Linked DNA regions of Mus musculus: region 2 is linked to region 1. A link is a contact called in ENCODE Hi-C or POLR2A ChIA-PET data. All regions are on one chromosome and are shown on one strand. The core of a region is the stretch at or near the end of the contact, and the rest is flanking DNA. Distances in the headings are between cores, read along the strand shown. Region 1 holds the start of Hdgfl2 (HDGF like 2). Region 2 holds the start of Plin5 (perilipin 5).

What was found. A loop is a pair of places that touch in the nucleus more often than their neighbours do. ChIA-PET counts read pairs that join two places held with the same protein, here RNA polymerase II (POLR2A).
Region 2: a map of CH12.LX shows a loop between it and region 1 (2.4-fold over the local background). The contact joins the promoter of Plin5 here to the promoter of Hdgfl2 in region 1. A Hi-C loop is called at or near these places in 1 of 37 maps with a recorded cell type or tissue (CH12.LX). POLR2A ChIA-PET finds 5 or more read pairs at or near these places in 4 of 5 experiments (Patski and embryonic stem cell).

Annotation. Positions count from the first base shown.
Region 1 is chr17:56,076,382-56,082,154 of GRCm38, reverse strand. Hdgfl2 (HDGF like 2) reads right to left here and starts at 2,524. Exons shown (of 16, transcript NM_008233.4): 1 at 2,329-2,524; 2 at 1-55. The coding sequence starts at 2,400. It also overlaps a transcript of Ubxn6 not described here.
Region 2 is chr17:56,114,104-56,119,876 of GRCm38, reverse strand. It overlaps Plin5 (perilipin 5), which reads left to right and starts at 2,579. Exons shown (of 8, transcript NM_001077348.1): 1 at 2,579-2,794; 2 at 2,988-3,048; 3 at 3,424-3,619; 4 at 4,244-4,326; 5 at 4,604-4,784. The coding sequence starts at 2,751. It overlaps Lrg1 (leucine-rich alpha-2-glycoprotein 1), which reads left to right. Exons shown (of 2, transcript NM_029796.2): 2 at 1-199.

The DNA of each region.
Region 1 (5,773 bases), core at 1,275-3,774:
AGATGGGGTATTTGTTGGGTGGGGGCTTCACGGCACCATCAGCAATGTCATCAATCTGTAGTGTGAGGCAGGCTGGTCAGAGGGCTTCAGGTGTAGGCCAAGAGGCAGCTTTATCCAGACCCAGTTACCATCCAGTTACTTAGGGGGGTTTGGGGTGGGGGGAGGCACACCATGGGAAGACACAGCACCTTCCAAACACAAGTCTAGAGATCTGAACTCAGGTCCACTAAGCTATACATTATCTCCTTAGCCCCTTAATTTGGAATTAATGTTTTTCCTTTTAGACAGTCTCACTATGTAGCCTGGCTGTCCTCAAACTATGTAGACAAAGGTGGCCTGGTACTTGTCTCTGTCTCCTCAGCAATGGGGATTGGGATTGAAGGTAAGTACAACCATGCCTGGCTATGAAACCTGCACACTTATGTGCATCCTACTAACCTGTCTGCTACCCACAGTGATTATCTTTCCACCAAGAAGAAAGCTGGGCCCCCATACAGGTACTTAGGCCGAGCCAGGTCCAGTATAGTCCCCTGAAGCCCCTGGGGTGGGCCTAGGTTCAGCTTCTCCCCACTCCCGGGACTAGCCAATGACTGCCCCTCCTGGAAAAAAGGCCCAGTCTGTTCTTGTCCCAGAGGTAAATCTGGCAGCAACAGGGATGGAGATTTGGGGGAATGAGGTGGAGTGCTGAAGGAGCCAGGCCCAGAGCAACCCGGAAGTCCCACCCTCTTTGTGAAAGCCCATGGGTTCCAGCAGCTGTCAGTCACCTTCCCACAGGATGCTAGTAGCCCCTTCCCCTCCAATCAGGTGCTTGGAACTGTTCTCTCAGTGCTGGAGAAGGCTGGGAAGGGGGAAGGGACAAGAGCTTCATAGAGAGCAGAGGTAGACTAGTGAGGGCAGTGGCCAATGTAAAGTTTTGCTCCCCAGTCACCCCACTCACAGTGGGATTTCCCAGTGTTTAGCCACCCACCTCATCAACGCCGGGGGATGGCTGGATCCTCCCTAGCCTGCTCCTCAAACTCTGGTCCCTGGTGGCTGGATGCAGGATACCAGATGCAGAAGCATCCTCAAACCTGCCCTGCCGAGCCCTGCCAGGCTGCTTCTCCCAACGGTCCCACACCTCAGGAACTTATGGGGCCCTCTGGTCCTGACCTCTAGGAGTTACCTCCTGGGCTGGTTCCTGTTGAGCTTGCTCTTTGGCATCCCCATGGTAACTCCCTGCCGTATGGTCTTCCATTCCCACCCCCATGCAGACACAGCCAATCTAGCCTCTGTACTAAGACCTAGAGGCAACAAAACTCTGTTTCTATGCAACTGAACATGTGCACCAGGACTTGCAACGCTAGCCACCATCTGCACAACAAAAATTCCTTCAGTCCTGACACATGGATGCAGCTAACTTCAGCCCTGGAGTGATCTCTGTCCCAAGTCCTGGGGGCAGCAGAAGCCTTTGGGTCTCCGTGTATGTGCCAATTTTTGCCAGGGCCAGAATTCTACCACCTGCGCACCCAGGCTCTAAAAATCTACACTGCTTGACTCCAGCTTTCTCAAACAGGAAACCTCAAAGCCTCCTACCTCCAGCTTGAAGCTGCCTGTTCTCAGGTAAGCTACATACAGCCCACTGAATCCCTTTAAGGGCCGGACTCCAGGTCCCCAGAAAAGCTTTCTTCCAACCCTTGCCCTCATTTAGGTCATAGAGATAAGGTCCCTTTCCTTCCGCTGTATCCCGCTCCCCCATCCATCACGCGCAGCCTCTCTGGAAGAGACTCTTCCCATCATTTGACCCTTCCACTCCAATCCCAACGTGCCCATGTACCCTTTGAGCCCCACTACATCCCTCAGGCTCCACGACCCTGGGATCCCCTAAACGCATTTCTGACCTCTGGTACATTGGTCTCTCAGGCCCTGGACACCAAACCAAGTGACACAGGTTCCGGAGGAGGTCAAGGCTAGCACCACGGCCGTTCTCTGCAGGACTGTGGGTCTCTGAGACTCAGGACCTCACCATGCAGGTTACTCAGACCAAAACATTGCCACACCTCAATTCCAAAGGACCACGGGTCAGAGCCAGGATCCGGAACAGCGGAACACAAGTCCCTCAGACCAGGGACCTCCCCGAAGACGCACCAGACCCCAGGCACTGTGGTCCCGGAGGAAGGAGATTCCTCAACTCCAGAAAACCACAGTGCAGTCACCTGAGCCAGCAGCCCCAACCTCTCCTCAGCCTCCATTCCAGCCTCCCCGCGCGCGCCCGCCCGCCCGCCCGCCCGCGGCCCCTCTGCTCGGGGCCGCCAACTCCGCCGGGCCCGTCCACTCCACGCGCGGCCTCACCCGGGCCGGCCAGTGCGGGTAGCCCTTCATCTTGGCAAACACCAAGTCCCCGGGCTTGAAGGCGTGCGGCATGCTGTCGGCGGAGGCCCAGGCCGCGGGAAGCAGCAACGGCGGTGAGAGGCGAAGTCAGAGGCGGGAGTCGGACGCCTGAGGGGCGGAGGCGTCCGCACGGGCCGCCGGCCGGCGTCTACTTATTGGGTTCAGCACGACCGGAAGTCCCGCCCTCCCTTGGCTAGGGGCCGCCGTCGCCGTCGCTCATGACCACAGAGACGCGCGCGGGCCAATAAAGGGAGGGGTTGGATCAGAGCTAGTTAACGGGATTGGATAACGGAGCAGAAGCCAAGGGCGTGGACTAGGAGCCAGTGGGTGGGGCGGAGGGTGTCGGAGGTAAAAGACGAAAGGTTTAAGCGGCTACTGGGTGGAGCCTAGAGAGGAATGATGGGCGGGGCTTAGGTTGGGGATCGCTCAGGGGCGTGGCTCGCAGTCAGGATGTGGGGCGGGGTGAAGGGCATTAGACGAATTAGACGCAAAACGGACAGGGGCTTGACAGGGGCGTGGCTTAAGAGCTGCATGAGGCAGTGGCCTGTGGGTGAAAGGAAGACTGAAACTAATGACAAGCAGTGATGGGGCGGGGCCTAGCGAGGCCGGAACATACATAACAGTACTGAACAGGCCTTTGGACTCGGCCAGACGAAATATAAACAACCAATCAGCGTAGAAGACGGATTAACGACAGCCTTCCAAAAGGGCATCAGTGCAACTATGAAGCCCATTGGCTATAGCTCGACCAATGGCTGGACATGAAGACAAGTTCCACAGAACTCAGCAAACTCCCGCCAGGAGTTGGCAGAGGAAGGGGCGGTGATCAAGAAAGGTCAGGGCTGAGAAGGGGGCGGGACAGAGCTCACTTGTTTACTTTCATTATTTAAAATTTTTTTCTTTTTTTGTTGTCTATAATACATTACATATTTTCACTTTATACTTACAGCACCTTTATACTTTGACATTTTGCATTTTAATTATTCTTTTTGTTGTTGTTTTTTTGAGACAGGGTTTCTCTGTGTAGCCCTGGCTGTCCTGGAACTCACTCTGTGGACCAGGCTGGCCTGGACCTCAGAAATCCGCCTGCCTCTGCCTCCCAAGTGCTGGGATTAAAGGCGTGCGCCATCACTGCCCAGCCATTTTAATTATTCTTAATTTTATTTGGAGACAGGGTCTCACTCTGCTGTCCTCACTGGTGAGTGGGGGGTGGGGACAACTCCTTATATAGACCAGACTGGCTTCGAACTCACAGATGTACTCTTGCCTCTGTCTCCCCAGCTCTGGATCAAACATGTGTGCCACCGTGCCCTGCCTTAAAAATCTGTGTGCTGCCGGGCAGTGGTGGCTCACGCCTTTAATCCCAGCACTTGGGAGGCAGAGGCAGGCAGATTTCTGAGTTCGAAGCCAGCCCGGTCTACAGAGTGAGTTCCAGGACAGCCAAGGCTATACAGAGAAACCCTGCCTCGAAAAACAAAAACAAAACAAAACAAAACAAATCTGCGTGCTATGTGTGGGCATGCACGCACATGCTACAGCGTGTGTAGAAATCAGAGGACAGCTTTGTGGAGCCCACCACTCATTTTTTTTTCACCTGAGGCTTACGGGGAAAGTAATTCACTCGATGAGCCATTTCACTAGCCATATTTACTTTACTTAAATGTATACTGATCTTAGTAGTTGTTTATTTTTATGACTGGGTCTTAGCCCAGACTACTTTCTGAATAGCTATGTACCCAAGGCTAAATTTGAACTTTTGATCTCCTGACTTTATTTCCCAAAGGCTTATGTGGTGGTGGGGATGGAATCTGGGTGTTTTGCATGCTAGAGAAGATGAGCTTTTCTCTAAGCCCCATTCCCATGATGCTTATTTCTCTTATTGACAGTGTTGATTACCTACTGTACTTAATGTCACAAACTATTCCATGCTGAGTAAAAAATACATTGGATACCAAGTGTCTCAATTTCCCTAGCTGTAAAATAGGGTCCATAATGAACCATGTCCAATGGGGCCAGGAAGGGTTAGTGACTTCCCTATCTTTTTAAAGTTTTTTTTTAAAGATTTATTATTATACATAAGTACACTGTAGCTGTGTTCAAACATGCCAGAAGAGGGCATCAGATCTCATTACGGGTGGTTGTGAGCCACCATGTGGTTGCTGGGATTTGAATTCAGGACCTTCGGGAGAGCAGTCAAGTGCTCCTACCCCACTGAGCCGTCTCACCAGCACGTGACTTCCGTATCTTGGACTGTGTCTGGTCCTTGGGGTTCCTGGAGCTTCCACTTTATGTGGACTCACACATAAAGAACTGTTTGTATTCTTGTGGGTTTTTTTTTAATCTATGTATGATCTCAAAGGAAAACTAATAAAGGTGGCATGTCTAGGCTGTAGGGACGTCTCAGGACCTAAAAAATTGACAGAGAACTGGCTCACTTAAGCCTGTCCTCCCAGTATTCAGGAGGGAAGCATGAGAATTGCCCAGAATTCTGGGAGGTAGAGATGAAGGATGGCTGGCTAGGGTTTGTGTCCTGCCTAGCTCTAGGTTCAGGGAGAGACCCTGTCTCAAAGGAATAAAGCTCCTTCTTGGTTCTCTGGCTGCCTTCCCGCTGACATATATAGTGGGGAACTTGGTGGTGTACACCTATGATCTCAGTACTCAGGAGGTAGGGACAGGTAGATCTCTGTGAGTTCAAGGCCATTTTGGTCTCCATAGTAAAACGCAAGTCTACAAATTAAAAAACAAACAAACAAAAACAAACAAACAAAAAACCCCACAATCTATCTTTTTCTTTCTTTCTTTCTTTCTTTCTTTCTTTCTTTCTTTCTTTCTCTCTCTCTCTCTGTCTTTTCTTTCTCAAGAAACTGGAACTCAATCTATAGACCAGGTTCTGCCTGCCTCTGCCTCCTGAGTGCTGGGATTTAAAGGAATGTGCCACCAGTGACTGGCTCCCCCCCGCCCCCCGCCAAAGGACTAAAATACCATGTCTTGGAACATTTTATTTATTTAAAAGATTTATTTATTATATGTAAGTACACTGTAGCTGTCTTCAGACATTCCAAAAGAGGGCATCAGATCTCATTACGGATGGTTGTGAGCCACCATGTGGTTGCCGGGGGATTTGAACTCAGGACCTTTGGAAGAGCAGTCAGTGCTCTTTACCCACTGAGCCATCTCACCAGCCCTGGAACATTTATTAAACATTTCCTGGCTGCCTTTTTTTTTTTTTTTAAGATTTATTTGTTGGCGGGCATGGTGGCGCACGCCTTTAATCCCAGCACTCGGGAGGCAGAGGCAGGTGGATTTCTGAGTTCGAGGCCAGCCTGGTCTACAAAATGAGTTCCAGGACAGCCAGGGCTATCCAGAGAAACCCTGTCTCTCAAAACAACAACAACAACAACAAAAA
Region 2 (5,773 bases), core at 1,330-3,829, 38 kb before region 1:
AGTGTGCAGATTCCTCATTCCCTCAGCCAGGAATGCTATTCTCGGACTCCCTCTCTGGGTCCTCTCCACTCGCCACAACTCTTCCACCTCTCACTCTTCCTGTGCCGGCCCCCAGGCCACCTTGTGTTTATCTGGCTTTGACACGTCTGTTTCAGGGGTCACCAAAGCAGTTAATAAAACGGCTCCTAGGCTGACTGAACAGCTCGGTGTTTGTGCAGTTCCCTTTTGTTGTACATTTGTTTTGTGCGCATGCACCACAGTGAGCCTGTGGAGGTCAGAGGGCTCCTTGCAGGAGTGTGTTCCAGCTGTTCACCGTGTGGCAGCTAGGGATTCAAACTCGGGTTCTTGGGCTTGGCAGCAAACTCCTTCACCCGCAGAGCCATCTGGCCCACCCTCTGCCTTATGTTTTAAGACAGGATCTCTGGCCGGGCGGTGGTGGCGCATGCCTTTGATCCCAGCACTTGGGAGGCAGAGGCAGGTGGATTTCTGAGTTCGAGGCCAGCCTGGTCTACAGAGTGAGTTGCAGGACAGCCAGGGCTACACAGAGAAACCCTGTCTCGGGAAAATAAATAAATAAAAAATCTCTGACTGGCCAGCTGAGAGCCTCGGGATCTTTCTGCCTCTTTCTCTGCCTCTGCCTCCCAGAGCTGAGGTCACACACATGAGCCAGTGTCACACATGACAAATGTGTCAAATTGAGGTCTTCCGGCTTACATGATAAGTGATAAGCACTTTACTGACAGTGACTGCTCTCCAGATCCTTCCCACTGTATAGCCCTGACTCTCCTGGAACTTGCTCTGTAAGCTGGCTGGTCTCAAAGTCAGAGGTCCTCCTGCCTCTACCTCCTGAGTGCTGGGATTAAAGTCCTGCATCACAACCCAGCTTTAGTTTTTTTCACCCCCTAGACAGAGGGACTCTGCCCATTGAGAGGCAGGGGTGTGGATTTTTTTTTTAAAGGCCCGGTTTCATATTGCCCAGGCTGGCCTCAAATTTGCTATAAGCCTAGGGTGATTTGAGCTCATGATTCTCCTGTCTCCACCTTGTGGCTCTGGGTGACAAGCATATGACTGGGCAAAACTAGGCTTCTCACCCCAGTCCTGCAGAGGGAGCTGGGGAGAGTGGGTTAAAACTTGGGTCTCAGTTTGCTGATCTGTAAAATGGGGTCAGAACTGACAGGCTTAACAGCTCTCAGGATTAAACAGCAGATTAAAAATAAGATGGAGGCCAGAGAGACCACCCATGGCTTAACAGCTCAGGCTGGAGTTCCAGTCCCAGCATCCACATGATAGCTCAAGGTCACATGTTACTCCAGTCACAGGGGGTCTGTCAACTTTACTGGCCTCTGTGGGGATCAGGCATCTGTGGATCATGACAGATGGAACATATCAACAAAACACCAGGACACATAGACGTAATAATAATAATAACAAAGGAAGTGGGCCTCAGAAGGCAGTCAGCCGAGCACCCACAGATCTGGGTTCACGCCCAGCACCACATAAACATGTGTGGTGTGGCACATCTGTTGTCTTAGCCACTGGGTGGTGCGTTCAAGGTCATCCTTGGCTATGTGGTTACTTTGAGGCTATCCTGGGCTATATAGTGAGTTCTGGTCAAGTCTTGACTACAGAGAGAGAGTCTGAATCAAACAAAACAAACGGAAAAGACTGAAGAATGAGAAAGTCGCCGGGCGTGGTGGCTCATGCCTTTAATCCCAGCACTTGGGAGGCAGAGGCAAGGTGGATTTCTGAGTTCGAGGCCAACCTGATCTACAAAATGAGTTCCAGGATAGCCAGAGAAAACCTGTCACAAAAAACAAAACAAAACAAAACAAAAAAAAAACAACAAAAGAAGAAGGAGGAGGAGGAGGAGAAAAAAGGAGGAGGAGAAAAAAGAGGAGAAGGAGAAGGAGAAGGAGAAGGAGAAGGAGAAGGAGAAGGAGAAAGAAGAAGAAAAGTCCTCAGTCGCCGGGCGGATTTCTGAGTTCGAGGCCAGCCTGTTCGGTCTACAGAGTGAGTTCCAGGACAGCCAGAGCGATACAGAGAAACCCTGTCTCGAAAAAACCAACCAACCAACCAACCAAAAACCAACCAACCAACCAACCAACCAATCAAACAAACAAACAACAACAACAAAAAGAAAGTCCTCAGTCCTAGTCTGAGGTCAGCCATGGTGACTGGACCAGGATTCAGCGTCCCTGAGCCGCTATGGCAACCATGGCGCCTGTGGGGGGCGGGGAAGCTCCAGATCCACCCCCGGCGGCGCCTCATTGGCTCGCGTGCGGAGGCCCCACCCAGACCTGCTATAAGGACGGAGGGCTGACTCAGGTGGGAGCGCCGGGGGGCGGATACACGCGGGATCTGAGCTCTGCACCCAGGTGAGGGCGCAGGCGAGGGTAGAGGGTGGGGTAGGGATGGCCCTGACCCAAACTCGGCAGGGTGGAAGTGGCGGGGGTGAATGCGAGGAGCCACAGGCACAGCAGGTGGCAGGACCCTTGGCCCAGTGGGCCCGGGCCCAGGACCCAGTTGGGCGGGGCCCAGGCGCAGAGGACAGTGGGACGGCCATGGTGGGGATACATAGGGCATGAGCCCTGAGGTCAGCGTCCCTGTCACCGTGGACAGCTGAGGGTGACCTCGGAGCTCCACGTGCAATCTTTGCCTCAACTTTCCTGCCCGTCAAAGGGATCTGATTCTCTGACCGCTGCCCCCACCTCTGCAACGGGGGCTGGTGTGCGGGTCTGTCCCTACTGGAAATGGACCAGAGAGGTGAAGACACCACCCTAGCGCCACACAGCAGGTAATGACATTTGAACTCATCCTCGTCCCACCAGGGCCCACGCCTGTCCTCCCACAAAGTCATAGATTTTTCATTGTATACCTTCTGTGTGTTGGGCCTTGTACATGCCTTGCTGATGGACCCCAGAATACTCCACAGGGCTGACTCTCAGGGTTTCCCTCTCTTTCTGTGTCTTACCCCCCCCTCCCCCCAGAATGTCCGGTGATCAGACAGCTCAGGACCCTGGATCCAGCCTGGGAGAACTGGACCAGCAGGTAAAGAAGGACGACAGCAGGGGGCTGGGGGGTTCGTGGCTGGGTCCCTGCCCGACCAAGGTCCAGTCCCTTCTCATAGCTCCAGGTGTCACCTATTGTAGTCACTACAGTGATAGCATCAAACTTAGGGTACAATTACACCTGTGGGGAAACTAAGGCCCCAAGCAGTCAGGTCTTTCTCCAGACCTGTGTGCAGGTCACCCAAACAGCCCCCCTTCCCGCCCTGGCCTCATCTGTAGGTCCAGAAGTTGCCCTGTTGCTGTGTGTGTGCTGCATGCTGCAGCCTTTGGTAGGCGACCTGCTTTGTGTCCCCCAGCCTAGCACAATGAAGGGAATCGGGGTATGGCTGTGCCCTGATGTAACTGTTCTCTGCAGAATGTGGTGAATCGAGTGGTGGCTTTGCCCCTGGTCAAGGCCACGTGCACTGCCGTGTCCAGTGCTTACAACTCGGCCAAGGACAGGCACCCGCTGCTGGGCTCCGCCTGCCGCCTTGCTGAGCACTGTGTGTGTAGTGTGACTACCTGTGCCCTGGACCACGCACAGCCACTGCTGGAGCACCTGCAGCCCCAGTGTGAGTCTAAGTCCCTACCATAGTCCCTACCACCTTGGTCTGTAGTCAGTCTCTGCTATCTTCAGAACCAGGTGTCCCTCCCAGGCCCATTCACAAATGCTTCCCCACACCTCTCTTTTTAAAAAATTTCTGAGTTAGGGTTTTGCTCTGTAGCCCAGATTGGCCTGAAATGCTCAGCAATCCTCCTGCCTCAGCCTTCTGAGTGCTGGGATGATGCACCACCACACGGTTTATGCTGTGCTGGGATCGACTCCACACGTAGTGAGTCCAAATCCCTTCTTGGGTCCTCTCTAGGTCCCTAATTCTGTCCACCCCCCTGCCCTTTCCAACCTTCGGGGTCATCCTTGTCTCCTAAGGTCAGGTCACTGGTTCAGAGCTCCCACCTGACTTGACAAGAAACCCTTGACTGACTGTGTGACTGAAGAAGTAGTTCCCTGTGGGCTCCCAACTTTTCTGTTGTTCCCAAGACTCTGAGTCCGGTTGAACTGAGAGACCCAGCAGAGGATGGGAGAAACTGGGCTCAATTGCTAGAATGCCACAGATCCCCTGTGGTCTCACCTTCTCTGCCATGTCCCTCCTGTCAGAAAGCTTCACACCTGCCCACTGCTCTCCCTCTCTCTTCAGTGGCCACAGTGAATGATCTTGCCTGCAGGGGACTAGACAAATTGGAAGAGAAGCTGCCCTTCCTGCAGCAGCCATCAGACATGGTACTAGAGATGACCAGGCCTTTGGGGCACCCCTTAGGGTGAAGAGTGAGGGAGAGTGAGAACTTGGAGGGAATCAGGCATGTATGATGTATCAAATAGGTTGGGCATTGGCTCTGGCTGCCCAGAGGGGGAGGGCTTTAGGGCTGTCTATTTAATGGAGGGAAACTGAAGCACAGAACTAAGGTTCAGAGATCTTTGAGATTTCTTCTCAAGGACTGTTAGGGGTAAACAGAGTCACTAGCCCACAGCATCCAGAGTGACCCCATTTTTCCTGCAGGTGGTGACATCAGCCAAGGATACAGTGGCCAAAAGTGTCACAGGCATGGTGGACCTGGCCCAAAGGGGCCGGCGTTGGAGTGGGGAGCTGAGGCGCTCCATGAGTCAAGCCATGGACATGGTGCTGGGCAAGTCGGAGAAGCTGGTGGACCGCTTCCTGCCCATGACTGAGGCTGAGCTAGGTACTGATCAGAGAGGTTTGGGGCTTGCCCAAGGCTGCACAGTATAGTACAGCCCATCCCAGCCCAGGGAAACCTGGAACTCAAACCCAGGTTGGATTTCTCCCTCCACTATGCACCCCAGAAAGTCAGACACTCTCAACCCCAAAGACACATGGGGCTTTTGCATATGATGAACCAGTCTCAAACGGGTGGCCCTGAAAACTGTTTTATTAGGCTTGGGGATGTTCTATTCATTTCCTGTAATTTTATTGTTTTGAAACAGAGTTTCCCTTTGTAGGCCAGGCTGGCCCCAAACTCATGGCCATCCTCCTATCTCAGCTTCCTGTGTGCTGAAATGATAGGTGTGCACCACTGGGCCTTGCTATGATCTAATTTTTAAGAGGCTATTTGGTAGAATCAGGCCTGGGTTTGAATCCTAGGTCTGCCTCTGGCATGCTAAGATATTTAAGTTAAAAAAAAAACTCTGTGTGTGTGTGTGTGTGCGCGAGCACGCGTGCTTGTGTGCACACATGTGTGCCATAGCAGGCACAGGGACTTAAGATAATATCTTTGAGAGTTGGTTCTCTCCTTCTACCATGACACTGAACTTTAGTCATCACTGACCTATCTTGCTGGCCAGATGCCAACATACCCTACCCCTTTCCCTCATCTTTACAGTATAGGGGCCAGGGATGGGGCTACTTGCCTAGCAATCACAAAGACTTGGTCCAATCCCTAGCATCCCATAAACTCTGTGTGGCAGCACACGCCTGTCACCCCAGCACTCAGAGGTAGAGACAGGATGGTCAGGAGTTCAAGGTCAACCTCCAAAATTGGAGTTGGAGGCTACATGTTTCAAAACAAAGTTAACAGAAGTAAACTACACTTCATAGGGTTTGGGGAAGGTTAAAGGGGTCGATGTTGTATATCTGGGAACCTGGGTGCTACTCTGGAATGATGAGTGGCAGAAGTGCAGGCCGCGGCCATGCTGAACTCCTGCCTTTCTCATC